Regions from separate parts of the Mus musculus genome. Here region 1 is linked to region 2. A link is a loop called in an ENCODE intact Hi-C map of the cell type or tissue named here. Cell type or tissue: left cerebral cortex. All regions are shown on one strand. Each heading gives the region's core, and the rest is flanking DNA. Links, peaks and the distances in the headings are about the cores only. Region 1 has its middle 15 kb from the start of Gm34434. Region 2 has its middle 65 kb from the start of Gm34434.

Region 1 (15,000 bases), core at 6,034-8,533, 49 kb before region 2:
GCGCAAACCGCACTCAATGCCTGCCTTTCGGATCTGCGTTTATTCTCCGGTTGGTTCTCAGCCTTCTCCCTCTGCTCGCTCACCTCCCCTAGCTCACCTCCCTCCACTCTGTCCTTTCCTTCTCCTTCTTCTCTCACCCCTCACCATCCTCCTCTTCCCCCTTTTCCATCAGTCTTCCATTTCTCTGGAAGCCCCTCAAACTTCCTCAGGGCTTAACTCAGCTGAAGTCGGCAGTGAGCGGCTTCTGGACCGATCTCCAAGCTTCCGGTTCGGAATCAGAAGCCCTGTGCGCATCAGGCTGACGGCTCGCGGTCCTGAAACGCCGTGTTTGCTCCTGGGGCCTTTGCTCTGACTTATCTCTCACGTTGAAGACTGTTATTGCTGCTCCACCTTTCCAAACTCCTCGTGATATTGATCATCCCCTCTTGGACTACACCTTTCCCAACTCCCCGTGTGATTGATCACTTCCTCATTGAAACCGTTCTTTGCTTCCTTGGTTTTCACTGCATCTAAGCTCCTAATGCCCACAATTTAGCAACTCTTTCATTGTACTCTATAATTTAGTCTTAGCTTCCCATATAAGCCCTAAGCTTCTTATAGCTAAAAGAGGCTACAGTGCTTATTATGTACAATGCTCTGTATTAAGGTGCATTGCATTATTATTCCATTTAATCTCCATGACAACCCTATGAGGTAGGCCTTTTTTTTTTTTTTTTCCTCTCCATTTCCATTTTACAGATAAGGAAGCTCAGGCCCTGAGAACATGTCTGATTCACCCAAGGTTGTTCAGCAAGCAACCAAAAGCCAGTGCTGGCTTCGGCAGTATCCTGCTTTGTACCTTTCTAATCCCACTTTGGGACTGAAGGGCTTGTTCCTCCAGCCGTTGTCGGTGCTGCTGACGGGCAGCATCATCTGTCGTCACTGCTGTCCTCTGCTGAAGGAGGCCTCTTTGCTCAGTACCACACCTCCATTGCTGGAAAAGTCTGTCTCACACACTGGTGTTGCTGGGATACAAATATTGGTTCCCTGACCCCAGTCTGGGGCAACTTCTAAATTCAAACCAGCTCCAGAGGTCTTGGTGAGGTTCGCTGGGGTGTTTACTCTGATTCCACTAGAGCTCAACCTCTATGGCAGCCCCTCCCGCCCGGTTTCCTTCTTGTTTTCCTTTCTACAAATAGCGGTCCCTGAGAGAACACACTAATAACGCTCTTGTACACAAATATCTGATTCACACTCTGCTGCTTCTCAGGGAAGCCACCATAAGGAGCTGGTACAGGAGTAGTCCGAGCAAGGTGATGTGCAGTCAGATTCTGGAGCCAGGGTTCGTGCTGGCCATGAGTAATGCGGGCCCCACCTCTGGAGGCTCTCGAAACCGAAGCGGATCAACAATGGAGCTGGAATGGTGTGCTGAGAAACAGTCAGAACGATAGTACTGAGTGCCTATTACTAGGAGGTAGGGGCATAAGTGCTTTGGAAAAGGAGGCAATTAATTTAGCAATTAGTATGAAAACCTTAAGGCCTGACTGATTAAATATAAAGCAAGTTGGATCCTTTATAATTAGGAGGCAGAAAAGTTAGCAGTAGAGATATAAATTCCTCCTAAGATGGACAGGGTTCCAGAGGAATTTGAACACTCTACCTAGGTGAGGGTGCTGGCATTGCCAAGCCAGACTCTGAGATATCTGATCCTGAGATATGTTGGGTGATAGGTCTCACTAAGTCTGAAAGTCTCCTGCTGCTCTTGCCTGAAGACAGACCTCTTCCCCAGTTGCAGTTAGGGGTTAAATCTGCAGGGTTTGAGTCAGGCAAACCGAGATTGCTACTCTCAGTGGCTCACATCCTTTTTGTTTTCCAGGCTATCTGGCTATTTGGCACCGAATTAGCATTTCCACTTCTGTTCTAGCAGGTTAGGCTGTTGGGTGGCATTTAGCATCTCCCCACAGACTCTGTATGTTGTTTGAGTGTTATTACCCATCGCACATTTCCTCCTCCTCCTCCTCCTCTTCCTTCTTCAGCTTTTGACAGGTTCCTTGTGAGTTTCACATCATGCAGCCCAATCCCACTCATCTACCCATCCCCTCATACCTACCCTCCACCCTTGCTACCTCCGCTCCAGCAGAGGAAAAAAAAAAAACCTCCTTGTGGAAGAAGCTGTAGTGTGTCACTGTGTGTCCCACAGTGTACCGCTTTGCCCACAGTGTATCCATTGCAATGACTTGTTGGCCTGGTCGGAGGCCTCTGGCTTCTGCTACTCTATCAATGCTGGAACCTCACTGGGACTTCTCTTGGATATCCTGTTGTTTGTGTCATGGAGATCCTGTAGTTTTGGATCTATAGCTCCTTTGTACACTCCAGCTGTTCCTTGATGTTGGGGTGGGCCAACTCAAAGCCCTGGATCTGGGCCTGAGAGGTATCTGAGCTGGTTCACCCACCAGCTCTCTGCTTTCATGCCCGTGGGGTTGGCTCACCTGCAACCTCCACAACCAGCTCTATCTTGCTGCCCAGGTAAGGGGCTGCACATTTCTTAAGGAGCTACTATGTGGTGGGTTTTTGTCTGAAGTATGGGAAATCAGAAAATGTTTAAGAGAAATAGAATGCTTTCCCTTGCTTTTAGGAGATTCATAATTTGAGGGTGGAAAAAAAAAACCCAACCTAACAAAAATCTACCCGGACTACTATTAAACACACCAGTGCACGTGGTGCTAGAGAGCTCATAAAAGATGGCTGTGGTTGGGAAAGGCAGTGGCTGAGCTTACCTGTAGGCGGTAGACAGAAGAGCTGGGTGAAGGGCATTCCAAGGAGAGCAAAGGTTTGGATGACGAATCCCACAGGCGGATGTTGCTGTAGCATATGTCAAACCTGGGGGCGGGGGGGGGGGATGGAGAAGGGTCACATGTGTTGTGCTATGGATGGCACAGAGCCATTGGCAGGAATGAGGTTGTCTTGTGTTCTCTACTTTCCTGCTTGCAGTTGAATCTCCTCTTTTGTAGTTGTATGAACGTTGAGCATCCTCTTACAACAGATGCTGCTTACCAAAGCCACACGGGAAGCTTGCTGTATCCAGGCAGATGATGCATTCATACCAACGTAAACCTTCAGATGCGGCGGGTACCAAGCAGTGCTGGTGGCTGAATAGCCATGCTTGAGGTTACTACTACCCCCTGTCCGTAGGTTCCGATAGATGGCTGATAATGCCTACTTGGCATTTTATATATGGTTGAAAATTAATCATTTCTCCCAAATTATTTATGATAGTAATACCTAAAGGCTTGGTAGAGGAAATTGACAATGTCTTGTATACCCAGAGCTCCAGAACACCAGCACTTTGATACACTAACCCAGAAGGCCCTGCACATTGCCGATGCATGGGAAGGCCTCATTGGTGGGGAGCAGTTCACTGTATTAGTTAAGCTTGTGGGTAATTCCGAAGGCAGATAACCCACATAAGACCGCCATGTCTTCAGAGCACACATGCACAAAATATAAAGATTAAAGAAAGCATTGAATCCTAAGGTCACCATGCCTTGCAGATAAGAAGAATGGATGACTGCTGATCAGGTTTAAACTAAATTTTAAGGACAATTCGACATTTGGTGTGGATGAACTGATGTGAGATAGAAGCCACTCTTGCCTTCCTAACAGTTTTCCGCATTAACAACCATAGACGATGCACAATTGTGAGTTATCATAGTCTATAATGGGTCTACTAGGATGGGAAACATGCTTGTTACAGAAATGTGTTCTCACTGAATCTTTCTGATGGCAGTTGGATCATGGCTTAGCTTTTGGTTTCCCCTTAGGTCCCATTGGGCCCCGTGGATATTGCTTTAACATAGTCCAAGATGCCAACCTGCACACTGTATGAAGGGACTTGAGAGATGCTCTGCTCTTGAGATATGACTTTGAACTGTGCATCATAATTGAGAGGTGGAGGCTGTGCTTTAGAAGTGAGAGAAACTTTTTTTTTAAGAGCAATGACCATGCGAGACAGCCAGAAAGGGGAGGAGTACTTGAAGCAAACATTTGGAACCATCCTCTGTAAGTAGCCTTGGTGAGTGGAACACCTGGGGCGGACTGAATGTGGGAAAAGCTTTAAAAGGTGTTTGCTTTAATCTGTTAAAACCACTGTGAAATTTAGTTCAGATGTTATATGGATCTGGGTGAAAACGGTCAGATTTCCACATAAATGGACCAACTGGGAACTGTTCATCCTCTTGGGATCCCCAGCTTTCTAACCAAGCCTCCCTCTCATCCATCCAGCCGCTGCTCCTTCGCCTTCCCTCTCCCCAAAGCCCCCTTTAATCTCTAATAAGATGGATTCTTTAAGTGCAGTACAATCCATTAAAGCCCAGTGGTTCCCATAGAGGTTCGTGGGATTGTCCTGCTCAAAAGAGGTCAAAGCAGAGATGTCAGCTGATGGAGGTTCTTGAACTGGGTTGAAAGACTGACTGAAAGAGGATGTGAATGGCCTCTGGCTCCCCGAAGACATTGCACACCCTTTCTTTGTAGACACAATGACTACCTAAGAGAAATCATGGTGGACGCAGATGGACTTCTGGGCTCTGCGTCTGAAATGCTGGTCTCATCAACTTTTTGAGTCATAGAGAAGAGGTGGAAATGCAGGGCTAACGGGCCAGGTCTGTCCCATTGTCACTTTAGGATGAGCATTTCTGTAGTGGGAGCACGGGGGGGGGGGGGTTGGAGTGGGGGAAGATAACGCAATGATTTCCGAATTCCTTTTGACTTCAGGATTTCATGAAGGGGAAATCACACATGGCCACCTTGGATGGCTATATTGCTACTGTATGTTTTCTTTAAACAGAGTCTCAAATCCATCCAATATGAAGCAGATTAGTAATAGGAACCAGAAATCCTGGAAAGGCCACCCTCAGATTCAGGAAATCTACTGCCTTTCCCTGGATCTTTGTGTTCATTTCTTCTGACTCCTGGGTGGGGGGTCCATTCCAGGGAAGCAACATTTATATGAATCCAAGCAGAGGGAGAATTTTTCTCCTTCATCTCCCCTTCCCAAACAATCTAGCTTAGTTCATCATCTTGTGTTGACATAACTTATGAATGCTAATTAACTCATAAATGCTAATTAATAACTCCATGTGCTTCTATTTACTGGCAAATATAGGCATCCAGGTGCAGTGTAGACCCAGACTCTAACTCAGTGGGTTTCTCTATCTCTGAGCTGAGAACCTGGATGGAATGGTTCTGCTACACCATCGAAGTCACGTTTAAAAAATATGCATGGGATTAAAATGATTTCCTCACAAAGGCATCATCTTCCATAAGAAAATAAAGCAGAGCCAAATCCAGCTGTACTAGTCATTGTTCTCCAGAGACACTAAATCCGTAGATACAAATGTGGATGTATAAAAGAGATATTGGCTCATGTGATTATGGACATTCAGAAGCTAGTGTCTGTAAGGCAGAGAACCAGAAGCCTGGGAGATATTTTCGTTCTATACACGAAGACCTCAGAACCAAGGGAGCTGGAGGTATTGGTTCCAGTCAGAGTGTGAAGAAGGTTTGTGGTCCAGGGGTCGATGCCTCTGGGCAGCAGAAGGTAGATATGCCAGTTCAAGCAGAAAGAATGAACTCACTCTTCCTCTGTCTCCTGTCTGATCTACTCCACGGATTGGATTGTGCATACCGGCTTGGCAAGGGTGGTCTTAGTCTATCAATCAAATACAGATCTTTTTCAGAAATACCTTCACAGGGCCTGGAAGAACGAGTGGCTTTCCGTTGCCATCCCTCAGTCAAGCTGACACATAGGATTGTCCATTGCATGTACAAACAGTAAGATCAGAAGTACAGAGATGGCAGAGCCCGTTGTAGCCTGACCTTGGTGTACAGCAAAGTGTTGTCTCCTTGTCACAGGGTGTTGTAGGGACCTCAAATGTGTGCAAAAGACAGCTTGGCAAGGCTGGACCTGTAGAAAACCAGTGGGGCCCTGAGGCATACAAAGCATCAAGGCCTTGGCTGTCTTATAGTTAGAGTCTTATACTGGAGTAGCAGGCAGCTGTATAAAGTCTAGAGGGCATCCTAGCCATAGCCAGACCCTCACTATGATGCTGTGGACTCATGCTTAACTTTGTCTTTTCTGGGAAGCCCTGTGCAGCTCAGGTGATTATGGAGGCTCAAATGCTTCCAGCAAATGAAATAAATCTTGGCCTTGAGTCTAATGATCACAAACCTTGGGATTTGTCACGCCACGCTTCAGTGAGGAATTCCCCCCCCCTGCCCCCAACAAGGATATTTTTGTGTTACTTACTATGCCTGCTGTATCCGAGGGTTTTGTAAACTGAGGCAGAGGAGTTATATAGCTTAGGCAAGCTCACAGATCTAGGAAGCAGTGACGGTTCTGGGATTTGACTTCTGCCTTGGGTGCAGCTGTAGGCTGTGGGACAGTTCTGACACAGGGGGTCCCCGCATGCAGCCTTCCTCTCTGAGAGTTTCCACCCCTGCCTCTCTGAGCTACCTAAGAGCTGAGGCTTGGACCTCAGTTCCTCTCCCAGCTACAATCTACTTCTGAGCTTCTCCCCAACCCTCCCCACCAAGCCTCTTTGACGTGCAAGTCCCTCCTCCCACAGTAGTGTTCTCCAGTGGCTGCCCTTCCTTCCTCTCAGGCCTGTTTCTATCCCTTACAAAAACCATCCCCGGTTGTTTTCAAAGTCACTGTTAAATATACCCAGAGCAGAAACCCTCAGGGAGAGACCATGCCAAGAGGATGCAGAGCTAAAGGGGAATAGTCATACCCTTGCACAAGCCCCTGGCAGACGAGCAGTGCAGATTATTGCTTTTGGATAAGCTTCCTAGGTGTGGAGGAACTTTCCTTTGTAAAGAAAGAGAATCTCGATAGGCTCTCTTTGTAAAGAGACTTTATGGGTAGCGAGGATGGAGCTAGAGACCTGCTTTTAAAGGTGGGTGCGGGAGGGGAAAGCTCTCCTCTGGGTCTCTCCCAGGGGAGCAATGAACATATGGTTGCGTGACACCTCTCACACTGTTCTCTGGGACAGTCTGACCCTATCTTCCCTCCCTGGGTGGAGTTGGATAGAGATGGGACAGTGACAGTGTCTGGCAGCCCCAAATGCCGACAGCTGTGCAGCCCTGGAATAATTGCCTATATCTGTTTCCCCTCCCTTCCAGGTCTTGGAAAGTGCTCCAGCAAAGGATGCTGTGCGGTGTGATGACCTGCAAAGGCAGCCCTTCCATTTACGTTTCAAACTCCAAGTCAGCCGTGTCAGAGTTGGAGCCGGGGCTACAGAGCTTAATGGGTCAGACGCAATTAGCAGCCCGGAGAGCTCACGCTGCGGTGCGATTTATTTATTTATTTATTTACCCATCAGATTCCAAGAATGCGAGTGCTTAAAAGCAACCAAACAATTGCTCTATTGTACTGAAAGAAAGCCCAGTTCATTCAGAAATCAATCGCACCACCAGGTGGAGCTCACTCTGGTCCCAAACAGATGGGGGCTGACCCTCCTCCCCAAACAGTGAAATCCTGTTAAATTAAAACCTCCATCCAGAAGTGGCACCAATACAGAACATGAACAGGATGGAGTCAGTTCCTTTCCGGCAAATTCTTTTCTTCTCCTGCTCTTTCCCCTTCTTTTGAAAAGAATTCAGCATTCCGGGTTCATCAGCGTTAGCATCTCTGCCGGCACGCAGCCGGCTACCCTTTGCGGTTCGTCGTGTTACTTTAATGCGACTGAAAAATTAAAGGGCAATATTGGGCCAATGCAAATGGTTTTGAAAAGCATGTGCATCCGTGCAGCGCTCTCGTTTAATTAATAGTCTGGTAAACTATTTGGTGCACTTGAAGTCAGCGGAGAAGCACAAAAACTCCATGTTAAATATCCACTCCATATTTAACAGGCTGCAGTGAGGAGCACTAGAACATGCAGGCCCTTCTCGAGTTTCACTGTCTGAGAAATTTCAAAGCTGACCCAAGTCAACCTAAAAATGTTTAACACCCTGGGCCTGAACACAAGAAACCCTGTGATGAGCAGACATTAATTACATTTTTTTTTCTTTTTTAAAGAAAATGAGAAACTTTTTTTTTTTTTTTTTTTTTTTTTTTTTTTTGAAATAGAGGCTTCGGAACCTAATTGGCAGCTGCAGAGGTAGTGAGTGAGAGCCAGATCATGTGGGGAACTTTTAACACACTAACAGGACTCAAACGAAAACTTGAATAGCAGACACCTTTGTTTCCAGTCAAATGGGCTGATTAAGAAATGAAGCATTTTAACGAGTTCTTAAAATGGAGAATTAATTATTTACATGTTAAAAATTAAAGCAGGGTTATGTGAATTCTACTCTTGCTTAGGAGTTGAATAGGGGCAGAAAGAGTGAGCCCATGGGTGACGCCTTAAGTCATGAAGTGAAATTAAGGATTATAATTTCTAGTGACAGAAGTAAGAACTGCTTCAGGTTCTAGGCCAGGTGGCTTGGCTTGATCCTTCAAGTCCAGACTAGTTATGATATTGCCTGGAAACACAAGAAAACTATACTGGGTAGACTGGATTGTGACAATTGAGCAACAGAAAAAAACTAGCTATTTTAATCCTGGCCTTTGGAAAGCAGAGGCAGAGGGATCTCTGTGAGTTGAGGCCAGAGAATGCTACTACTGAGTGAGACCTTGGTAGGTGGGAAGAAGGAAGGGAAGGAGGAGGGAGGGAGGGAGGGAGGGAGGGAGGGAGGGAGGGAGGGAGAGAGAGAGAGAGAGAGAGAGAGAGAGAGAGAGAGAGAACACACACACACACAATGCTGACTGGTGGGGGGTGGGCACAGGCCTGCTTTTAAGGGACCCAGGGAGAAATATGCAGCAAGAAGTGAACAAGCCGTTCTTTATCTTACTGACAGATGCATTTGGATGCAGGGAAACAAGGGGGTCTCAGTCATTCCTTGGATTCAGAAGGAAAAGAATGGGCATGTAACCTTTGACCCGTCTGGCTCCAGCATCTTTGTCCAGCCCTTTGGCCCTGACCTCCTCACATTCCAATATCCTGAAGCCAGGCTCTCCCCAAGCCTGCGCTGCAAATGATCTTGGTGTTGTGGATACACACTCATGGGCTCAGGTGTAGTCTAGAGACACCCCGCCAGGCTTGCCTGACAAACTTATAAAACTATGGGCTTTTGGGTCCCAAAGTGACCGAGTTGGGTGGAGTGGGGCCCAGGGTTCTGTCAGAGTACTGCAGCTGAGAATCACTGCCCCAGGCTCCACTTAGAGGCCACTGGACTAGTTCTTTAACAGGTTCCCTTGGTCAATTGCTCACACGTGGAAGTCTGAACACAAACCCCTCATTGAACAGAAAGTCCCTTAGGCCCCTGAGTCAGTTCTCCTCTGAAACACAGGGAGGGTAGGAAGGCTCTGTCCTTTAAACCGCGTCCAGTGGTACCTGAAATGTCATTTGACTGATGAAGGATGAGACGAGAAGGGAGGGGATTAATGACAAACGGATCTGAGTCCTTGCTAAAATAAAAACGGATTCCTACCCAGTGTCTCTTGAAACATAGGCCGTGTGGCAGCTTGTGTGTGGTGGGCCTTGTGTAGAGAGATGTGCGGTGCAGGAGAACAGATTTCAGCCAAACCCAGGATCCTGAGCTCTGGGAGAGGTGACGCCTTTCTTCTGTGAGGAGAAGAAAACTTTCTAGAGACGGGAGAGCAGACTGTATCGCCTGATGGATGTGAAGTTTCCAAGTCCGAATGGTCAGGTTTGCTGGCTTTGACTTTGCTTTCTCCGAGCTTGGCCGGACAGCCCAGCATTTTCTGCCACTGTTTTGGGGCCCAGGGTTGATGGAGTAGAAGTCACAACTCTCCTTCCGTTTCAAGAACTCAGAGAAAGACAGCGCTGGCCGAAGAAACTGGCTGTGGGTTTTCAGCTATGGGTTATGAATGCTTTGGGCATCTGTATCCTCTTTGGGCGTTTTAATTTTGATCAGAACAGTGCGCAGTCATGCCCGGGAGGGAAAAGAAGGAATAATAAGGCAGACTACTGGCACTCTGTGGTCTGTTCTATGCAAACTTTCAAGCAGCACATGCCTACTAGGATTCAAGATTCAGTTCCTGGGATACATTCAAACCTACAGCACCGGGGACATGACTTAGTGGTAAAATGCTTGCCGAGCAAGTACCAGGACCTAAGTTCAACCCCCTAGAACCCACATAAAGAAAGTCGGGCTTTGTGATATACAGGTGTAACCTTAGTGCCAGGGAAGCAGAGGTAGGTGGATACCTGGTAGGCTGCAAGCAATGAGAGACTCTGTCTCAAAAAAGCTAACCGGTGCCTGAATAGTAACACCTGAAGTTGTCCTCTGGTGTCTCTGTACCATCCTTGTACCTGTCTGAACACACACACATGCACACACACACATGCACGCACACATGCACACACACACTCATGCATGCACACGTGCATGTGCACACAGAAGACATTTACAAATGTGGCTTTTATTAGGCTTACAGTAGCAGCCCTTGCCTATGGAAAATGGCTGCTCACTAAGAACTTCCCCAAACTCATGTCCTCTTTGAGATACAGATTTCCACACTAAATTTCATCACCCTACTAGAATTTCCTCTGGAATGTTTGTGCTAAATTCCTTTCTCCCTAATGAAAGTATACAACATAAAATCCAGCCCCAAGACATTAAAGCAAACACATGGGATGCAGACACACACAGACGTGTGGAAGGGCCATTGGGTTGAGGAAGGCAGAGAGACTTAGGGGAAAAAAGGAGTTAAGATCCTAATAATTAAGCCTAAATTTGCTTGACTCCTTTGGTTTTTGGAAGGCTTGAACATCAGGAGAGTGTGTGCCTTCGTTCTATGCCATGGGCAATCCCAGCCAGGAGCTTTGCGGAAGGAAGTTGTTGCTTTTTTTTTTTTTCCTTTTGGTATTTCCTGGATTTGTGTGTGCAGTTGTGAACTTAATTAGCACACTCGTGATTCTGCACCCTCAGGGGGAAAAGGGTAAATTTTATAAAATGTAAATACAGAGAAAAAAAAGAACCTCTTTTCTTCCTGTTCACAGCTTGCCCTCCCTCCCTCCCTCCCTCCCTTTCTGTCTCTCCTTCTTTCTCTTCCCCCATTTCCCTCTTCTTCTCTTTTAAGATTTATTTATTTTATGTGTATGAGTGTTTTGCTCACATTACATCTATGCACCATCTGCATGCCCAGAGAGGCCTGCAGAGGATACTGATCCCTGGATCTGGGGTTACCCATGGTTGGGAGATGCCATGTGGGTGCTGGGAACTGAACCCAGGTCCTCTGGAAGAGCAGCCAGTTCTCTTACCTGCTGAGCCACCATCTCCCCAGCTGTTCTGCTCTCTCTCTTGTGTAATATACATCAGGAACAAGGAAAGTTACAACAGCTTTGCAGAGTCCAGTCCTCAGGACCACTAAGGCACAGGGGCCAGGGATCCCACTAATTCTCTGTTTTACTTTGTGGACCTTCTGACCTGCTTTTTATGGAAGCAGATATGGGAGTGGAAGGTAACTAGGGACAGCACCGCATTTCCTTTCAACCATTATACTGCTCTCATCTGGCAGTGGCTTGAATAATTCCTGTTGAATCAAACTCTAAAAAAATTGATCAATATCATTATTTTTCATAAAGCAAACTTGAACTAATAAAGTTTCTTCTTTGTCCTTTTTCTCTCCCTCCCACACTCTCAAAAGAAAAAGAAAAAAAGAGCCACAACATGGGTGTATAGCTTGAATTTGAAGCTGTGGTGTGGAAAGCATGACATTTATAGACGGGTACATTTCTATTTAATTTCATGTGCATGTATGTGTGTGTTTCTATTTCTCCTCATCAAAGATACGACATCATAATTAAGGACATTTTACTTTATACAATGAAGAGGTTTTTTTTTTTTCAGTTCTCTTTGGCAATTTAATTACAGAGCTAATTAGGAACATGGTGGGTGTTAGGATGACAATGACTGTCTTTAACTGGAAACTCTTACTACGTACAAAGCGAGGAAGTTTTTAAATTATGGAACACTTAAATAATGGATTAATAAGTCAGTACATACAAGTGTACGAAGGAATCAGTCATATGCCCTTCAGTTGGCAAAATTCTTAATGGGAAGCTGATCTCTTCAACTAAGTAATTATTCTTTTGCCATTCCAGCATGCTGGGGGTTCTATGCTGAGGCCCCAGGGGATTCGTGTGCTGAACTTCAGGGCTGGAATTTCTGGACCAGAGCTGGGGCAGAAGGTGAAACAGCTGAAGACTGGTTTCAGAGGAAAAGCATCCAAAACTTGCCTTGGTGCACGGAGGAACGAACTCTGCTGTTCTCCTCTGCGACACCAAGTTCAGAAGCCAAGCAAGAGCGGCCTCAGCCTCAGCTCTCCAGAGTGCCCTCTGCCGGGGATTCCTGTACCCCGACAGAACAGAGCAGCATACAGAGGTGGCGGCTCAGGGTGAATTTTGGAAGTAGTTCTTGCATATATTGGGTAACCCTTTGGGTCTTGAGCCCACCAGCTAGTGGTGGGGACTGGAGAAGAGTGAATTCATCCATCTCTTTTCTGTCTGGCCAGGGACATGAGAACGCTCTGATGATGCGGTGCAGAAACTAGTAGGTAAATGAATGTAGAATGGCCCCGGTATTTTGAGATGATTTCTGCTTGCTCTATTTAGTAGATTTATTTATTTAGATATATTTAGAACAATTGGTTGTTCATTCATCAAGCATTTGTATTCATGGGAGGGGCTACTGTATGCAAGATTTTCATACAAAGACAGCAATACCAAACACAAACACCCAACACTTTGACAATAAAAATATAGGAGTTTGCTGAAAGATTGATTTTTGCAAATGTTCGAGAGAGAAATCCTTGGTCAGAATCTCACGTCTCTGGCTTCTCTCTTGGAAGAACCCATCTGGAAAGTCAGGGTCCCAGGAAGACAAACTAATTTTGTTCTGGAAACTGCTCAAGGTGGGCCAAGTTTGAAGGATGCATCTGATGAAATAGGATTTCTCAATTCTCCATGGTGACTGCAGAAGGTCAGAGACACAGCTGGGACCCTGAAATCCAGTTACCCCCTCATGCCAAGCCATGATTCTTACCCACAAACCTGGATGCTCAGTTGAGCTTTTGCTGTCCTGCTGCTCATGGCATAGTCAAGGAAGACTTAAGGCCAGACTTCAGAGACAGAAGGTTAAACCAGGGCTCTAACTGGTTCTCTGGTCAGTCCCTACACCAGGTGCTGCCCCTCTCTCCCTGCACCATGCCTTCAACCAAAGCAAGCTGAAATGAAAGGAGAAAGCATTCAGCTTCCTCAAAAAGCAGACTGACGTACTGAGGAGGTGTTAGCTCCCCTCATTCTTTTTTTTTAAAACAGTCTCACTATGTAGCCCTGGGTAGACCCAGCTAGCCTCAGAATCAGAGACCTGTCTGCCTTCAGCTATTTAGTGCTGGGATTAAAGTCATGTACCATCAGGCCGAGACAAACTTTTAAGTTTAAATGACATTAATTAATTAATTTGTGTCCAGCTGGTCACATTTCCCCTTTTCATGAAGCCCTTTCCCAAGGAGCCCAGCTGAAAGCAAGCTTTCTCTCTCTGTTGGCTTTGCAAAGGCCTTGTCTGATCAGTGGCTCACACATGGAACGTGTTATCCTCGGTCATTGCAGCATCATACTTTGGGCACATGCCAACTCTCCATGAACTAGGAACTCCTAGAGAGTAAGGCCTTGCCATCCTGTGACACCCCTGCTCTTGTACCATGAGCCCTTCAAATGTTTTGATTTATTTTGTGTGTGTATGTGTGAGGTTTGTGTGAGGTGTGTGTGTGTGTGTGTTTGCTTGTCTCTATGTGTACTCAATATATGCAGGTACTCAAGAGATGAGAGGAGCCACTAGATATGCTGGAACTAGAGTTATAGATGGTTGTGAGTGCTAGGAACCAATCCTGGGTCTCCTATGAGAGAAAGTTCTCTCCACAGCTAAGCCTAAGTGCTGTCCAGCCTGACCCAGCCTGACCTCCATCATGACCTCCAGCCTGACCTCCTAGCATGACCTCTGAGCCATGCTCCAGCCTTATCTGTGAGCTTTGTAAACGAAGGAGGAGAAGCTTTGAGGAAACTTGAATTGGATCATTGGTGAAAAGATAACTTCCTAGGAGAAAACTTTTTGATTCACATCCTTCTTTTGGTCCAGTGTTTTATAAAGTACCTTCCTGGGTGTGGGCTTTTGAAACAGTTCAGAAAGTGAAAGTGCTGGCCACCAAGGCGGACAACCTGAGGCCAACTCACATGGTAGAGAGAAGCGATCCCGCAAGTTATCCTCTGGCCTACACACACTTGCTATGGTGTGTGTGTGTGTGTGTGTGTGTGTGTGTGTATCTTGTCTGCATGTATCTTTATGCACCACATGTATGCAATGTCCAGGGAGGGCAGAAGAGGGAGCTGAAGTCCCTGGAATAGAAGTTACAGATGGGTATGAGTCTCCACGTGGGTGCTGGGAATCAAACTGGGGTCTTCTGGAAGAGCAGCCTGTGATGTTAACTACTGAACCACCTCTCCAGCCCCACTTGTCCCACTTGTCCTTGCTTTCTGACCAGAAGGGCGTGGGTCATCAGAGACTGGGAAAGGCAGAGCTCACGCTCTCTAGCTGGTGAGTCTTCCCAGGAACAGGACGACCAGCGTTGTCCGTGGGAGGCTGGAGAAGGAACGCAGAGCAGAGCTAGCAGGGGTTTGGAGCAGAGAGGCAAAAGCTTTGCTCCTTATTGACGAACAGTGGGTGGAAGGGCTGGGGAATAACCTTACCCTTCCCAACTGCGACCATGGGCTGGGCGAGTGGAGAAAGGGAGGGCTCTGTTCCATTCACTCGTTACTCTCCCTTTCTTGACTGTGGATCAGATGTATCCACTACTTCAAGAACTGTTGCCCTGACGACCTGCTACGGTGGACTGTACTCTTGAACTGTGAGCCAGATTTTTATCACAGCCACGGGAAAAGGAACTAAGGTATCCCACCGCCC
Region 2 (15,000 bases), core at 5,171-7,670:
GATGTGCTAGCTGAGTTGGACACTTCCTGAAGGCTTCCAGATACCACCACAAGAGTGGTCTGAGGTTGATTTTCCCTCTGAGTCCTCGGTCGGACCAACCCTGACAACAATTGATCTTGATTGACTAGCCTCTAGAACTTCCAGTGTGGCATTTCTGTTGTTTACTCTCGCAGCTGAATACGGCAGAGAGTCACACCCATCTTTAGTTCTGATCCTCAGATCCCATATTATTTATATTCAAACTCAAATTCTTTATCATAATCAATAAAACTTCATGATCTGGCCCCAGCATCTTCTTCAATTTCATTTTCCAACACCGCTAGCCTCATTGTCTCCATGGCATCAGCTACTTTTCTGTTATTTAGTGATGTCAAACGGTTCTCACAATGACTTTTGTTTACTGTACCCTCTACTTGGACTGCCAGCCTCCTCTCTACTTTTTACATGCCTAATATCCTATTCTCAAAGTCTTATCTTCCAGGCTACCCTTCCCCGTCCCTGTGGCTACTCTCTGCTTCAGCCCATTTTCTTAGTAAAATTACTTAGTGCACGCTACATTCAATTTATATTCTTAGATATTTACATTCTTTTTGGAACCTAGTCTATATGGATCCAGGGAATCTTGTCATTGAAGTTCACCAATGTCTCTCTGGCACTTGACATAGTGTCTGGCTTATCCCAAGAGCTCAGCCTGTTGCACATCAGTGGATATAAGAACAGAAATTGCTTAGAAAGGTGCTCCTTCCCAATCCCCACTGCTAGTTATTCATATTCAGCATAACCCTTTATTATTTTGGTTATTATTTGGGAAAGAATGCTTTTTACTTATGAAGCATTGATTGGCTTTCTTTTTTTGCTATGACTGTCTAGCTCAGGATATCTGTCAAGGATTTCAAGGCCTGACGGAGCATGTAGTTGGAGTGATAGCACAGGGAACATGAGCAGTAGGTCAGGTCTTTCTCTGTGAATTTCATCAACATATCTGTGAGGCCTAGCTCCATAAGGATTTGTCTTCTTGGCAGCCAGAGTGCACTGCTATATAGAAACAGTGTGACGTCAGCCTTTGCTAAGTAAAAAAATAGGAAGTTATGTGGGTGATTGTGGGTGAGATTCATAATTTAGCTGTGTCCACTAAAATCTGTTCTTTCTTCCTTGACGCAAAATTAAATTACATTTCCCAGCCTCCCTTGCAGTTTGGGGTGGTCATATGACAGTTCTGTCTCATCTTCTGCTACAGTTTAATGGGTTTTCAATGTCCACAGTAACCTTAGAAACTGTGGTTGAAAATAGAAATACCTCACCTTGGGTCTCTGATGACCAGATGGAAAAAAAAATCTTCCCAATAGGCCTGAACTGATCAGGCAATCCTGGTGAGCACTTTGTGTTGAAGTGCTGAGATGTCAGGGTCCTCTCTACCTTCACCCTGACCACACTGTGAGCCCCTTTATTCAGGACATTGAGACCAGCAGAAGCAGAGCTCTAGGAGGGAGATGAACGGACATGGGTCAGGAATACCTGCTTTCTCATGAGCCATTGAAAAGGAGATCTCAAAAGACGATGACAACTCAATGAGGTGTCTTTCTATCCTATGAGGTATTTTCACTTCAATGCTATGTCCTCTCTAGCCTAGACTCCCTCAAGGGCATCAAAAACCCTTGAAATCAGCAATGAGAAGCAACATTTGTGACTCAGGGGCCCGAAGGAGGAGAAAAGGGCAAGAGAGCCTCAAACATGCTAAGACACTAGCTCTCTTCTCAGTGACTCTGTCTTTAGGGAGGGTGGTGTCTGTCTCCTGGACCCTGGATGAACTATTGCAGTCTAGTGATTGGTAGATCTAAGCTTAATGTTTGAATTACACTGTGTGTGGAGCAGGAACAAGATGCCCATTTTCATTGGATCAAGCCATCCTGCGTGCTATTCGACAGCACAGTACAGCTTGTAAGGACTTACAGCTTACTCACTATTGGAGCACAATCCAAGAGCAGAGTCATGTGAGGAAAATCCAACAAAATAAGACAAGAGTCTTATGGCCTCAGTTTCTTCAAAACACAGATTGTTCTTGGGACGTGTGTAATGCTTCTCTCAGGTGTAGTGGATAGAAGTGAGTTTACCTCAGATGTTGGTATTCATATGCATGGTTTTGCTTTGTCCTTGTGATTATACACTTTACAGGGGTGGCTCCTCTTAACCTCCAGAGAATAAATTGTCTGATGCTCTGAATAAAGTTGGCTGTCACATGAGATTTTAGTCCACCTCATTTTTAGGTTTCCCTCTCCCAAGTTTATGCCAGCAAGCAGAGGGTAAACAACTCTTTATTTTGTGTGCACAGAACCTCAGATTTTGTCAGCTTCTCTCTGGGTGGCCCAGCTGCTCCCTGCACAGGATACCAGGCCTCTTCCAGCCTCAGGGGTAAAATGTGGGTGGATTAAGTCAGTCATGGTCATTGCTTGAGGAGTAGGCTTGTCAACCAGGTCTGGCCAATAAGATGCCTGGAGAATTCTGCTAGGGGAATTTTGATGAAACATTTCCTCATGTCTAGACCAAGAAACAAGAATATTCCCCTTTCAAAAAAAATATTTCCCTTTCATCCCCTGTGGCATTAATGTGGGACTCCATGAGACATGGAGCTGTTACAAGCATCTTGTGGCCATAAGGGGAAATTCAAGGAGTCAGAAGATGGCGGTTTGGAGGGAAGAGGAATCCTTTTGAAGCAAGAAAGTGTAGGGACACCTTATCCACCTGGACTCTGCTTGAGTTGAGCTGTTCACGTTCATCTTCTTTTTCAACAAAGCACTTAGCTAACTGGCTGCACGTAGGCTCCACCCTACTCCAAACAATGCAATAGGTCACTCCTCTCTAGCAACCCCTTGGCAACTCCCACTTCTTGGTCAAACATATTCTGGAACATAGCCAGTAACTATGGGCAGTGGGTTGATCCAGTCTAGACTGGTTTGGGTACATGTCCAGTAAGGCAAACTGTGTCCTCAAAATTAATTATTGTTTTTTTTTTTTTTTTTTTTTTTTTTTTTTTTTTTTTTTGCAGGTGGAAATTCTCTAATTGCAATCTTAGGCCTAGGCATGATTGGACGGGCATTTGATTAACGCCAGATCAAGGGAAAGGACATGTGGAATAAACTAAGGCTTATATGACCTAAGCCTGTCAATCAAAACAGAAAACCACCCACACTCTACAATCTAGCAACCAACTCCTCCTCCTCATTGATTTATAGAAGGAAGCCTTGGCAGTTCCTTGTGCAGGTGACCGCTCTAGTGAAGGGAGCCACCACTCCTTGTATCTGTCCTGTGCTTTCATATTCTTTGACCACAATCTTTTGCTATGTTATTGATTGTGCTTTTTCAAATATTTGAGAAGATGTCAAGAGACCCCATCAACACCCTTTAGGCTGCTTTAGTTCACATGTTCACACAGCAGATTATCTTGGCTTTAGCAAAGGGGAAAGTAGAGTTGGCCAAGCCCGAATGACTTTCCCAGAATGTTGGCCAATGAGGTAGAGGTTAGGTTATCTTACTCCTGTCTCTCCTTCTCTCACACTGTTCTGGGGAGCAGGTGGGCTTCTTTTTAACCTCCAAATAATTAATTGAGGATGGGGGAGTGGGGGTAGCTATGTGGGAAACTTCTAAGATCACACTCAACATTAAGGTGGGTTTTGAATGACACAACTTCATGTGTGACTGAAGTGAGAGTGCCTCACCTTCCCCTACCTAGGTAGTACTTTAGGTTCCTTCTGGATTAACAATCCTGTGACAGAAGTGGTGCGTTCCAGTCCTGAGCAATAAAAATCCCAAGATTTAACAGTGTAGAAGACCATCCAAGCACCTGTATGTGGCTGCAGTCTCATCTGCAGTGGAGACCAGGGTAGGGTGCAGACAGCAACCCCCTATCCCACACCCCATCATTGGTAGGATTTGGCTCATTGTAGGCCATAAACTGGGGCTTCAGTTTCCCACTGGCTGTACCATGGGTTCTTGCCTCCTGGGCTCCCTTCCAGGGCTGCTCTCCACACTGAAGCTAGCAAGCCTGAGGGGCCTCCAGGAACAAAGTGAAGTGTTTCTGTAGGCCATGGAGGGGACAACCATGATGCTGCTGTGCTGTGCTCACTAAAGTAATATCAGGCAGCTCAGTGCCACTGTAGGGGAGAAAGCTGTCCAGAGTTAACCCTCCAGAGTCACGGGTCAGAAGGCTTCCTGCCCATCACAAAGACAAATGAAAAAGCACACAAAATAACTTACCATGCTACCATTTCTGAAATTGGTTGGGTTCATTATTTTGCCTCAAAAAATTGTGAAATCTCTTTTCTGAGCTGTTTCCTGTCTTTGTGGACTTAGGCCCACAGAGTGTCTGTAGGTATGTTATGTCTGCTTTTCCCATTGGAAGATTAAGCATGTGTCCCTACTGTTGCTACTAATCACAATTAATTATGATTCATAACAATGGTATTAGAAAGGATTCCCCCAGTGCAGGGACTGCCACTAATGTGGCTTTCCCATCCTTACCTTTCTTCTTTTCCTAAATCCAGGTCACGAGTTTGTGTGTGTGTGTGTGTGTGTGTGTGTGTGTGAGAGAGAGAGAGAGAGAGAGACACTCAGTACTAGCCCAGTTTCCATGCTGCCTTGGTTTCCCTCTCATGCAGGATGTCATTCATAGATAGACAGATTTCCTCTGGGCTTTGGCTTATTCAAGGGAACACCCAAAAGGAAGAGAACGACGAGGCAGAGCCTCCACTGTTTGGCCGTTCCTTAGAAACCAGATGCAGCCGTGGTGCAGAAAAAAAAAGGAGATTGGGCTGCAGAGAAGAGAAAAGAGGAAAGGAGTTGATGTGACTCAAAGGGGCCGAATAGTTGTGGGGGTGTCACTAGCCTACCAGAGTGGCTAAGACACGACAAGAGAACCGGACTTTTAATAAAGGGAGGCAGATTAAATTAGTCATGACAGGAAAATGAGCAAGAAATGCTTTCACATTGTTATTTAATAAGAAAAATGTGTAATTAACTGATAAAAATAGTTTTTGCAAGAAGCAGGCAGTTAAATAGTTTATAAAGCCAGCCAGGCCCGACGCTGAGTGTCCCTGACTGTTAGCAATCAGAATGCTTTTTATATGGTGTCTTTCTTTGGAAACGCACAAACCCTCTCACCACAGACATTACCTCATTTGCTTCACAGCCTAATGAGTGCTTTATGGCTGAGAAATGGAGGAGGAAGGAGGGACTCTGGAGAGATAAACTGAGGCTCAGGGAGAGACACCTGACCATGGCCTTAAAGGCCAGCTATGGGGAATAGCCCTCGGTCTCTCCTCTCCCTGCTCCATCTTATTTTCTGCATTAGCTGATGGCTTTGAATTAAACAATTGCTTCTCTCTTTCCAAAGCCGAACGGAGAAACCTGGGCTGTGTATTCTGGCCGATATGATCCCAGCCTTCCGAATGGGAGGTGGGGGTGGGAAGAGATCCTGGCATTTGCCATCTGCTAAGCCTGTCTTTAATCCTCAGCAAAGTAATGGAATGGAGATGAAGGAAAAAAAATGTGCAGGAATCAGGAGCATAATGCCACCATGAGCAAGCAGCTGTCTGGATTTTTAAAGAGCAAATTCCATGAGACAAATTTAATTGCATTTTTTAATAGAATTAAAAAAAAAAACCCACCCTCTACCACATTAGTGGGTGAAGGCAGTGAAATGGATGCATCCAGAAATCTCACTTGAAAGATGAATTCAACCGAGCGGATTCTGAGCTCCGCTTCCCGGATGGAAACCTGGCTGGAAAAGCCACGTGAGCAGCCGGTGGGCGGCTGTGCACTGGCTGGGAGACGGTGGCCAGCAGTGGAGTGCTGCTGGCAGGCTCTGAGATGGGCCTGGATCGACAGTGCATCCTTATTAATGACTTGCAGGAGGTGATGAGCAGAACATTAATTAAACGTGCACATGTGGCCAAGTGGGAAATTGGCGACGAGAACAGCAGAGGCAGGCACATAATATCCAGGTACTTGGTTTTCAGCTCTGCTGTGAGAGGTGGTTTGACTTATCCCCCCCCCCCCCCTTAGCCCCCTGCTGTCTCCTTGCTGTTTTGGGCTCCAACAAGATTTTCACTTGGTGCAACAGGGGCTGTATCTTTAGAGCAGGCTCATAAATCCCCCTCCCTCAGCCAAACACCACGGTGTGTCCAAGTTGCCACTTCTAGCCTGATGCACTGAAAAAGGAACCCTGCAAAAATGAATATCGATGTAGCGGAATAAAGAAGCATCCAGGAGGCCGGTTCACAAACACCCTGCCCTGCTTCACGGCCTGTTTGTACCAGCACAGGGCTGAATAATCAGGAAATGCAGGCATTAGGAGTTGGTGAAGCCCTTGTGTCTAGCTGATGCCCTCTGAAATGGGTCATTTGACCTCGAGATCCATGGAGGCATTTGTAAGTTAGATAGTGTCCCCAAATCCCAAAGGAAATCATGTGGCTCAGTGAAGTCTGATCTTAACACCGTTTCACCTTCAGTGTCCCACTCTCTTCTTAAAAGTTCATTCTGGATCATGCCAGTAGGTGGCCGGTAGAGTTGTCACAACCAGGTCTTGGCACTATCTTTATTAGAACTAATATTTATTTGACAATGGCTCTGTTGCCAAGAACGAAAGAATGGCCTGGGGAGAAGGCGAGTAAGTGGCGTTTGTTCTGAGAGGCTAGATTATCTTTTGTGTTTTATTTGATTTGGGAACCATTAGCCAAATTCTGGGTAGACAGAGAGAGCTTTGTAATGGGAAGGATGACACTAATTAACCCTATGGCAACCTGAAATTTTGCTATTAAGGTGGGTGTGTAAGTGTTTAAGAAGGGACACACACACACACACACACACACACACCCCAGATAACAATACTTTTAATCTCCCGTATTCATGGATGGTCATGGGTTGTAATTAAGCGATTGAACTCATATGGACTATTTCGAAGGTAAGAATTATTATTACATTCCTCTCTTAATAAGTGAAAAAAAGCGGTTGAGGTTGGTGCACAGCCTTTCCGAGTACAGAGTAAACTTGGGAAACAAGACCTATATAGAAGGCTAAGCTGCCTTGAGCCATAGCTCTCTAGCCTAGCATCATGACCATAACCCAACCTTGACCCAAGGTCACTTTGGGAATGGATGCTTAGAATACCTGAGTTAGAACCCATGGACAGATGCTAAAATGAGTTCTTTAATGACCTGTTTCCTATCTTCACATTAGGGGCTGAGGCAAGGCCCTGGGGGCAGCTCAAAGCATGTTTTCTGTTCTTACAAGCGACTTGGCTTTGGCTCCAGTTATGCATAATTCAACCCGAAAGCGTAAGTTATGATTTGGCTGGGTGGCACCTCTAACAAGGCACTTGAGTGACCCTCTCTGTTCTGTTAGCATGGATCCCAGCCCTCTGGCAGCTTGCTGAGTCATTTCTTCCACACTACCTAAGAGTTCTTTTGATGTATTCAGTTTTTTCCCCCCTCAAAACAGTTCCATACCTAGGAATGATTTTGAAGGTACACATGTCGTTCTAGCACCATTTATGGATGGATGCTCCAGGTTGCTATTATTCTGACCCTGAGGAAGTCATCTATCTACCCCCTTGGCTGGGATGGCAGGAATCAGCTGTTCTAGGATTGGACTGGCAGAGCATGCATTTCAAATCAGGGCAAAGAAAAGCTTTTCTTGGATGTTTAAGGATCTATACCATGGGAAAATAACCATTATATTTAGCAATGACTATATCTTTCAGTAGCATTCCTAAAATGTAACCCACGCCCTGAGAGTATGTAATGGTGAAAGGTGACAATAGCCGACACGGTGACAATGTAAAATTGTGATATTTCTGTTAAGGCAGACGGACAGTCACGTTAGAGAGAAGAGCTAATCACTCCAAACATACGCTTTCGGTCAGTCTAATCTTGGTTACCTTTACGGTTTACTCGTAGTTAGGAAGATGCAGCACAGTTACCACGTGATCTAAGCTTACCCACGTGATCAAAGTTACCTACGTGATTAAAGTTACCCACGTGACTTCTAAGATTGGCCAGAGGAGGCCAGAGAGCTTCCCACGGGCTCTCCAGTGTTCCTTCTTCTGGGTGGGATTAGTTACTTATGCTATCCGACTCCCCTGAGATACCTGCAGGAGAGGTGAGGTGCTGGGGCTCTGGTCAGTAGAACCAACAGAGACCAGCCCACTTGCCAATCTTAACATGGTTCTGGATATGAGAGTGAATATGTCTTGAAGCAAAATGTCCAGACTACCAAGCACCGCTGTGGAAGCCCAGTGGGTGTCACACTCAGTGAGCCACACAGATGAGCCCCGCCTGAGTTCTCGACGTGTGAGATTCACAAAATAGAATTAATGATGCTTATTTTTGAACTTTTAAATATTCTAGGGTATTTTGTTAGACTAGAGAATGGAACGTTTCTAACAACCCAAATTCAATTTTATTCCAGTCCTGTACACCATTGAGAAGACAAAAATTAAAAATCGAAGATATTTGACCCTGTATTCGGGAGCAAGCCAACTTGACAGGCCTTATCATTGGCTCCATATCAACATGCTCAGCTAGGAAACAGGGTCAGCCAATATGTGGTTCCTAGCTTGCTTTCTAGTCGGTGGAACTGATACAGCACCAATAACTCTGCCTGAGCTATGGTAACACTTGATGAAAATTTCTTCTGCCCTGTAGTAACATCCGCACAAATTATTCAGATATAAAATACATCGTGATCAAAATTACCAGCCTCAGAGTCGTGTAGATCCAATGGCTAGGAAACAGTTGGGTCATTTTCTTTGTTCAGGATTGTTTGGAAGGACAGTGGGCTTTGAAACAGGTCGATAGCTCTGAGGACAGCCATATGGAAATGTCCGTGCATGTGGCCCTTTGCTGGACAATTGTCTTGAGAGTGGATCAGAGTCAGTAAGTGGGACTTCTGCAGGAGGTGGCTGTCCTCTGGCTGAGGAAACCCTTTATTGTCTTTATAAAGAACAGTGTTAGACAAACATGAAGGTACAAACTTTTCAGCTCAATCCACCATCTACTGAGTCCCTGGGCTGCCTGTCTGTTTCCCTCTCCTCTCTCCATGCTGGTGTTATAGACTCCTACTGCTGTGCCCAGCTTTTACATGGATGCTGGAGATCTGAGCGTGGGTTTCTATGCTTGCACCACAAGCACCTTATCCACTGAGCAATCTCGCCAACCCCTGCAAATACTTTCTTTAGTTAGCTTTATTTCCATTGCAGAAGGCTGCACATTAGACTAGGCATGGGTGCTTAGGGGAAAGATGTAGTGTGTAGAAATGTCAGCTCCTGGTACACACTGTAAGCAGTCAATAAGCATCTGATGAGCAGGGCTAGGGAGATGGCTCTGTGGGTTGAGTGCTTACCAAGCCTGCATTCATGAGCCCCTGAGTTTGGATTTCCAGCATCCACATAAAAGCGTTCATTATGGCAGGGCATTCTTACAAACCCCAACCTGGGAAGGCAAAGGCAAGAGGGTCCTGGGGCTTAGAGTCAGACCATCTAAGCAATCAGTGAGTATCAGGACCAGCAATGCATTCTATCACACACACACACACACACACACACACACACACACACACACACACACAGAATTGCCATGCATCCCCACACATGAACACATAGACCAACACATACACACATACATACCTAATGAATAAATATGTGATTATTATCACATTTCTTCTGACATATTTTTGGGCATATCCAATGTTTTAGGTTCTGTTGCATTGTCAAACGTCCCTCCTATTGTGTGTGTGTGTGTGTGTGTGTGTGTGTGTGTGTGTGTGTATTATGTATGCACAGAGTGATGGGAGTGTGGTGGGTGAACCATAAAAGGTCGCCCTCCAGGTGGGCAAATCAGGGCACTATTCTCTAGCTCAGTTCACTTCTTAACAAAGCACAGGTCGGAAGTCAAATGGCCTTCTGGTCCCCTCCAATTTTGTTGATTTGTTTGTGGGAACTGTTATATTTTCATTAAATGTTGAGTCTAGGAGACTAGCAACAAGAATGCTAAGCACAGTCATACAGTAGGGATTTTTAATCCAAACATTATTTATCCAGGACTAATCAAAAATACAATGAAAGGATTTAAAAAAATAAAAAGCAAACTGAGAATCCGCCAGACATAAAACAAATGCGTTCCTCTCCAGCTCTTACGGACTCATTCAAACATCTGGGGGATTTACAGGTGTTAAAATTGCCCCTTGAAAGAAACCTTTTTATTTCCTGGGGTGATGGAAATATATTGATAATTACAAGAGGAAATGAGTTTTTTAAAATAAAACAATTAAAAGGGCTTAGCATTTAAATGAAAGAGAATGTAATTTTCCTTTATTTTATCTGTCATTAAATTGATGTTACAAGCTATTAGAAGAGTTTAGTCAAGGCCGATTTTCAAATATAATCTCTACTGAAGTGGGAGGCTGGAGGGGAGGTTGGGCACAGCTCAGTACCAGTGTACTTCCCCACACATATGCAAACACGAACTTACACACACATGTGCCTCAGTGGGGGTCATTTCTTTAAAAATTGTGAAAGCTGCAGTAAGAAACAGAGAATGATACCGTAGGCCCATGAGCACGAGCAGGAAGATGGCAACCCCGCTGCCTGTAAGAGGCTATTCTTGATTTAGTTGGAATAAATTCTTCTTTTCCCCTTGTATGTGTGGATGCACGTGTGTATGCATGTTTGCATGTGTGCAGGTGTTCATGCAAAGGTCAGAGGTTAACCTTTGGGGCTTGTTCTCCAGGAGTTATCCACCCTGGTTTATGAAGTCACAGTCTCTCACCAGTTTGAAACGCACCAAGTAAGCTAGCCTCGCTTGCCAGCAGACTTCAGGAATCTGTCTCTGCCTCTTCAGGGCTGGATTGCAAGTGAGTGCTACCATACCTGGCTTTCCTCACTGGGTTCTGGAGATCCCGTTTGGATCTTTGAATTTCTATACAAGCACTTAAGGCCGAGCTACCTCCCCAGCCTCTCAGGCAGTAGATACCTGCGCATAATTAGGGAACACCGGTATTTGGTATCTGCATAATCTGCAGAAAGCTGAGTTACTGTTAGAGGGGACCTGGGAATACACACAGGGCTCTAGATGGCACCCTTCTCCTCCTAAGTCTGTTTGGTGTCATTATGTGGGTACTCCAAAATTACTTAGGGCAAGTGAGAATATTGACACTCTGAAGATAAATAAATGCTATAAGTCCGTGCCTCACAGATCTGGTTGTAATTTAACAATAATCAGTACTGTATATTTATCAAAATACACCATTAATTATAGCTAAAAACTTACAATATCATTAATAGGGCATATTGCATTTGCTATCGCTTGCAATGATAATTACATAGAAAGGACACATGCATGATTTTACGCAGCATGGCTGCCTTTTATTTGGTTTCCCAGTATGTGCTGGGCTCTGAGACTGAAAACGTTTGTGACCTATCTTTGTGAGAACCTTTCAAGGCATGAGCATTTGTCCCTGTTGGTAGATGAGAAGTGGAAAGTTACAACGTGGCCTGTGAGCACACAGCTAGGAATCCGTGCAGGCAGAGCTAGGACATATTCCTCAGACACGTGCCTCAGATGAACGTGGTACCACTGAGATTAGCTCACGTGATGGGAAGGAAAATATAATAAGATAAAAAACTTGAAGACAAAAAAATACCACCACTACCACTACCACCACCACCGAGACCAAAGCATAGAAAAATCTCATCGTGGAAGCTGTAGTGTGTCACAGTGTGTCCCTCAGCATATTGCAAATGTTTATTTTAATAAAGCATTAGTCTGGTTCACTATTTCTTACTTCCATGACACCATCCACATTGGATCCTCACTGAGACTTTTCCCAGTTATCCCGTTGTTGTCCTGTGCCATGGGAACAAACAGCAGCAGGACTGGCCCTTTCATGTGTCCCAACTAATCACAGATGATATAAATTTTGGGGTGAGCCAATTTGGAGCTCTGGATCTGGACCTGGGTGGTAAAAGCCCTGGTCAGAACTCTTGGTCTCCATTATCTACATCACCAGAGTGAGTTCTCCAGCACTGCTCTGTCTAGGCCACCCAAAGCTGCCATCAGCAGAAGGTAGGGTCAGCCCTCCTATTCTCTCCAGAGTGCAATAGCCAGTGAGGGGGCAGGGCTAGCCTTCTCACTCTCAGGTCCTAGGGACTGGCTCTCCTGACAACAACTGCAGGTGGCGAAGGAGGAGGGGAGGGCATCACCCCCACACTTACCCCATCTCAGCTGGTTCACCTGTGTCCCCTCCACCAGAGCCAGCTCTCCTGCGCTGCCCAGGTGAGGTGCAGGGTCCACTCTCCAAGGTGTGGGATCTGAAGTTTAAGACAGAGCTGCCTGGCTTTCTCCAGAGCCAGCCCTGCCCCAGCTTACGGTTGATGGGTGTGATGCTGGTATCGCAGCCTGAGCTCGCTTAGGGTTTTGTTGTTGCCTCTGGCTTTGCCACTGGCATCTTCCTGTAGACCCTTGTAGCGGAAGTCGTTCTGGGTCCTCCCTGTTTTCCTTCATTGTTCTGTATCTACCTGGCCTATCCTTGCCTATCATCCCTCTCGTCTTCATCTTTACTTTCCACAGTATCTCAGAACACGACAACTTCTCATCTCCAAGACACTTGTAAGTTTTCACAGAAGAACAGAGAACATTTTATGATTCTGTAACTGGAAAACGAAACCCTTCACAGAAGAAATGACTTGGGCGTTTGGAGACAGATTAGGGTGGTGGAAGAAGAGGGTGCAAACGTACCCGGGGTGTGTGGATAAAATATATGCTGTTGGGAAGCGCTGTGTGCAGAGTTTGGGCAGTGGAAAACAAAGAAGACAAATGGGATTTGGTATGTGGGACAGTGAGCTAGCTAATCTAAGGAGGCTGGTGCGGAAGAGCTTGAGAAAGGTCCCCTGGAACTGGAAGGAGTTTGGAGGAATGCTTTGGCCCTTGAAGGGCAGTATAATGTGTGAACTGTGGGAGCTGATAGATTTCCTCTATACCCACAAAGAGCTGGCCTCTTGAGTGACTAACCTTCCAACAGCTCCAAACTGCTTTACCATGAACGGCCCCAGGAAGTCTTCTCCAGTTCTTATCTTTCCTTATGGACTAAGTGCAGGCTTAGGATAGTCAGCTGGTTTTGACGATGCTGAGGCACTTGGGGCCAGGGATTTAGGAAAGCTGAAACACTGACAGGTAGAAGAGAAGACGCCAAGAGATTAGAAAGAACCACTGAAAATGATCTATTTCATAGACCTCCCTCTGCAGACTGAAGTAAAGCAAACCAAACATACCCCAAGTCTAAGCTGACACAGAAACATTACTCCTGCCCAGGGCTATCGCCACAGGAAAGTCCCCCTGTCTAGTAAGACAACAGTCAAGGACAACCAAGGCATGGGAGATCCAGGTGCATAGGGCTCAGTGGTCATCAAACACTGAGTGTTGGCCTAGGACAACAGAAGGTGGTCATGGAGATATTTCCTGCCTTACTTGGTTATTCCCAGAGTCAAGTCAGTGAGGCCCAATATCTTAAATTCTATCCCTGGGTGTGAATTGCAAGCGGAAAGCCGCTGACACTGGTGCTTTGTGGGACCCACGGAGTGCTGAGAGGATAGTGGGAGATCCACTCAGGGCTGTCATCATTAACGTCCTGAATTTTTAGCTGGAAAGATGGATTTGAAAACAGACAGGATGTAATGTGTGTGGCCCACAACTGTAATCCCAGCACTGAGGGAGGCTGAGGCAGAAGGATGGCATGTCTGAGGCCAGCCTGTGACACATAATGAGAGTTTGTCTCAAAAAAAAAAGTCAAGACAAGAATGAACAATGTATGTGGTCGGGTCGGGGATAGAGGTGTGCGTGCTTAAAATACCTCAGGTTCCTCAGCCAGCCCATGAGAACAGGGGGAAAATGATCCTCTTCTGATATGCTTTAGCTTCTGAAGGTGATCACTTACGTCTAGACAATTGTTAAGATTTGTTAAACTCTGGGTACTCTTAGCCTTTTGTTAGTAAAAGAACTCCAGAGAGACCGGAAACATACGGATCTCTACCAGAAGGGCAAGAGACAATTTCAGCTAAATGACTCAGACTCGGAAAACAGGCTACTTCTCTCTCACTTCACTTCTGTGTAGCAAAAGAAATCCTAAAAATGAGAATCCTCGAGCCGAATGGGAAGATGGGGATTCAGGCTACCCCTGGTGGCGCGCGCGCGCGCGCGCGCGCGTGTGTGTGTGTGTGTGTGTGTGTGTGTGTGTGTGTGTGTGTGTGTGTGTGTAAGCAAAGAGGCACTGCTTGTCATGCCCTAGGCGACACCACACTGTCTGGTATCGCTGCTGCCAACTGTATACAACAAGAGCTAAATCTGTGCGAACATGTTCCCTGTTTTTACCAGGCTGAGCCAGGAAGTATTGAGTATTGAGTACTGAGTACTGATTATTGAGTATTGAGTATTGAGTACTGAGTATTGAGTACTGAGTATTGAGGCCGAGCAGTAATTCATCTCAGAGGCATTCTGAGAGATGTCATTGGACTTGTGTTTACTAGTTGTAAAATTGAGATGGCCACAATCCCCCTCTCCTGGGGTATTGGGAGGATGGGACGTGATCACTCGGTAATATTTTCGTCTGGAGCTGGCTACTCCAAAATACCCAGTATATACTCAGAACTTTTGTTCATGGGAGACAGGAAGTTTCCATAGCATGGGAGTTGAAAACTGAATAGAACAAACCTTCCCTTTAAGAAGCTGACAGAGGAGGAGGTAGAAGAAGATAGAGCAGCAGGTAATTATGACACATGACCCATAGTATGTATGATGTATAATAAACAGTGTAAGCAAGTATTGGGTTCTATTTCGGGTGGAGCTTCCTTGCTGCAGGAGGGGATATCATTAAGGGCGAAAGGGCCATCCACTTGTCTTAAGCCTCTGCACATGAAGGAGGAGGTCCTGACAAGGCCACCGTTGTCATTTGGCTGTC

Evidence for each region. A loop is a pair of places that touch in the nucleus more often than their neighbours do. Peaks named below come from ENCODE experiments on the same cell type or tissue, not always from the same donor. Only the 100,000 strongest peaks of a DNase experiment are listed, where the experiment ranks them.
Region 1: a loop joins it to region 2, with 2.1 times the contacts of the local background. A loop is called at or near these places in 3 of 42 quality-filtered maps.

Annotation. Positions count from the first base shown.
Region 1 is chr3:144,360,054-144,375,053 of GRCm38, reverse strand. No RefSeq gene overlaps it. Among named protein-coding and RNA genes, the nearest start is that of Gm34434, 15 kb to the left of the region's middle. In left cerebral cortex, for the core only: a CTCF peak has its summit at 7,439 (motif pointing right); DNase peaks (open chromatin) are centred at 7,436 and 7,762; H3K4me3 peaks cover 740 bases; H3K27ac peaks cover 277 bases.
Region 2 is chr3:144,309,788-144,324,787 of GRCm38, reverse strand. No RefSeq gene overlaps it. Among named protein-coding and RNA genes, the nearest start is that of Gm34434, 65 kb to the left of the region's middle. In left cerebral cortex, for the core only: a CTCF peak has its summit at 6,517; DNase peaks (open chromatin) are centred at 5,426, 5,773 and 6,396; H3K4me3 peaks cover 782 bases; H3K27ac peaks cover 831 bases.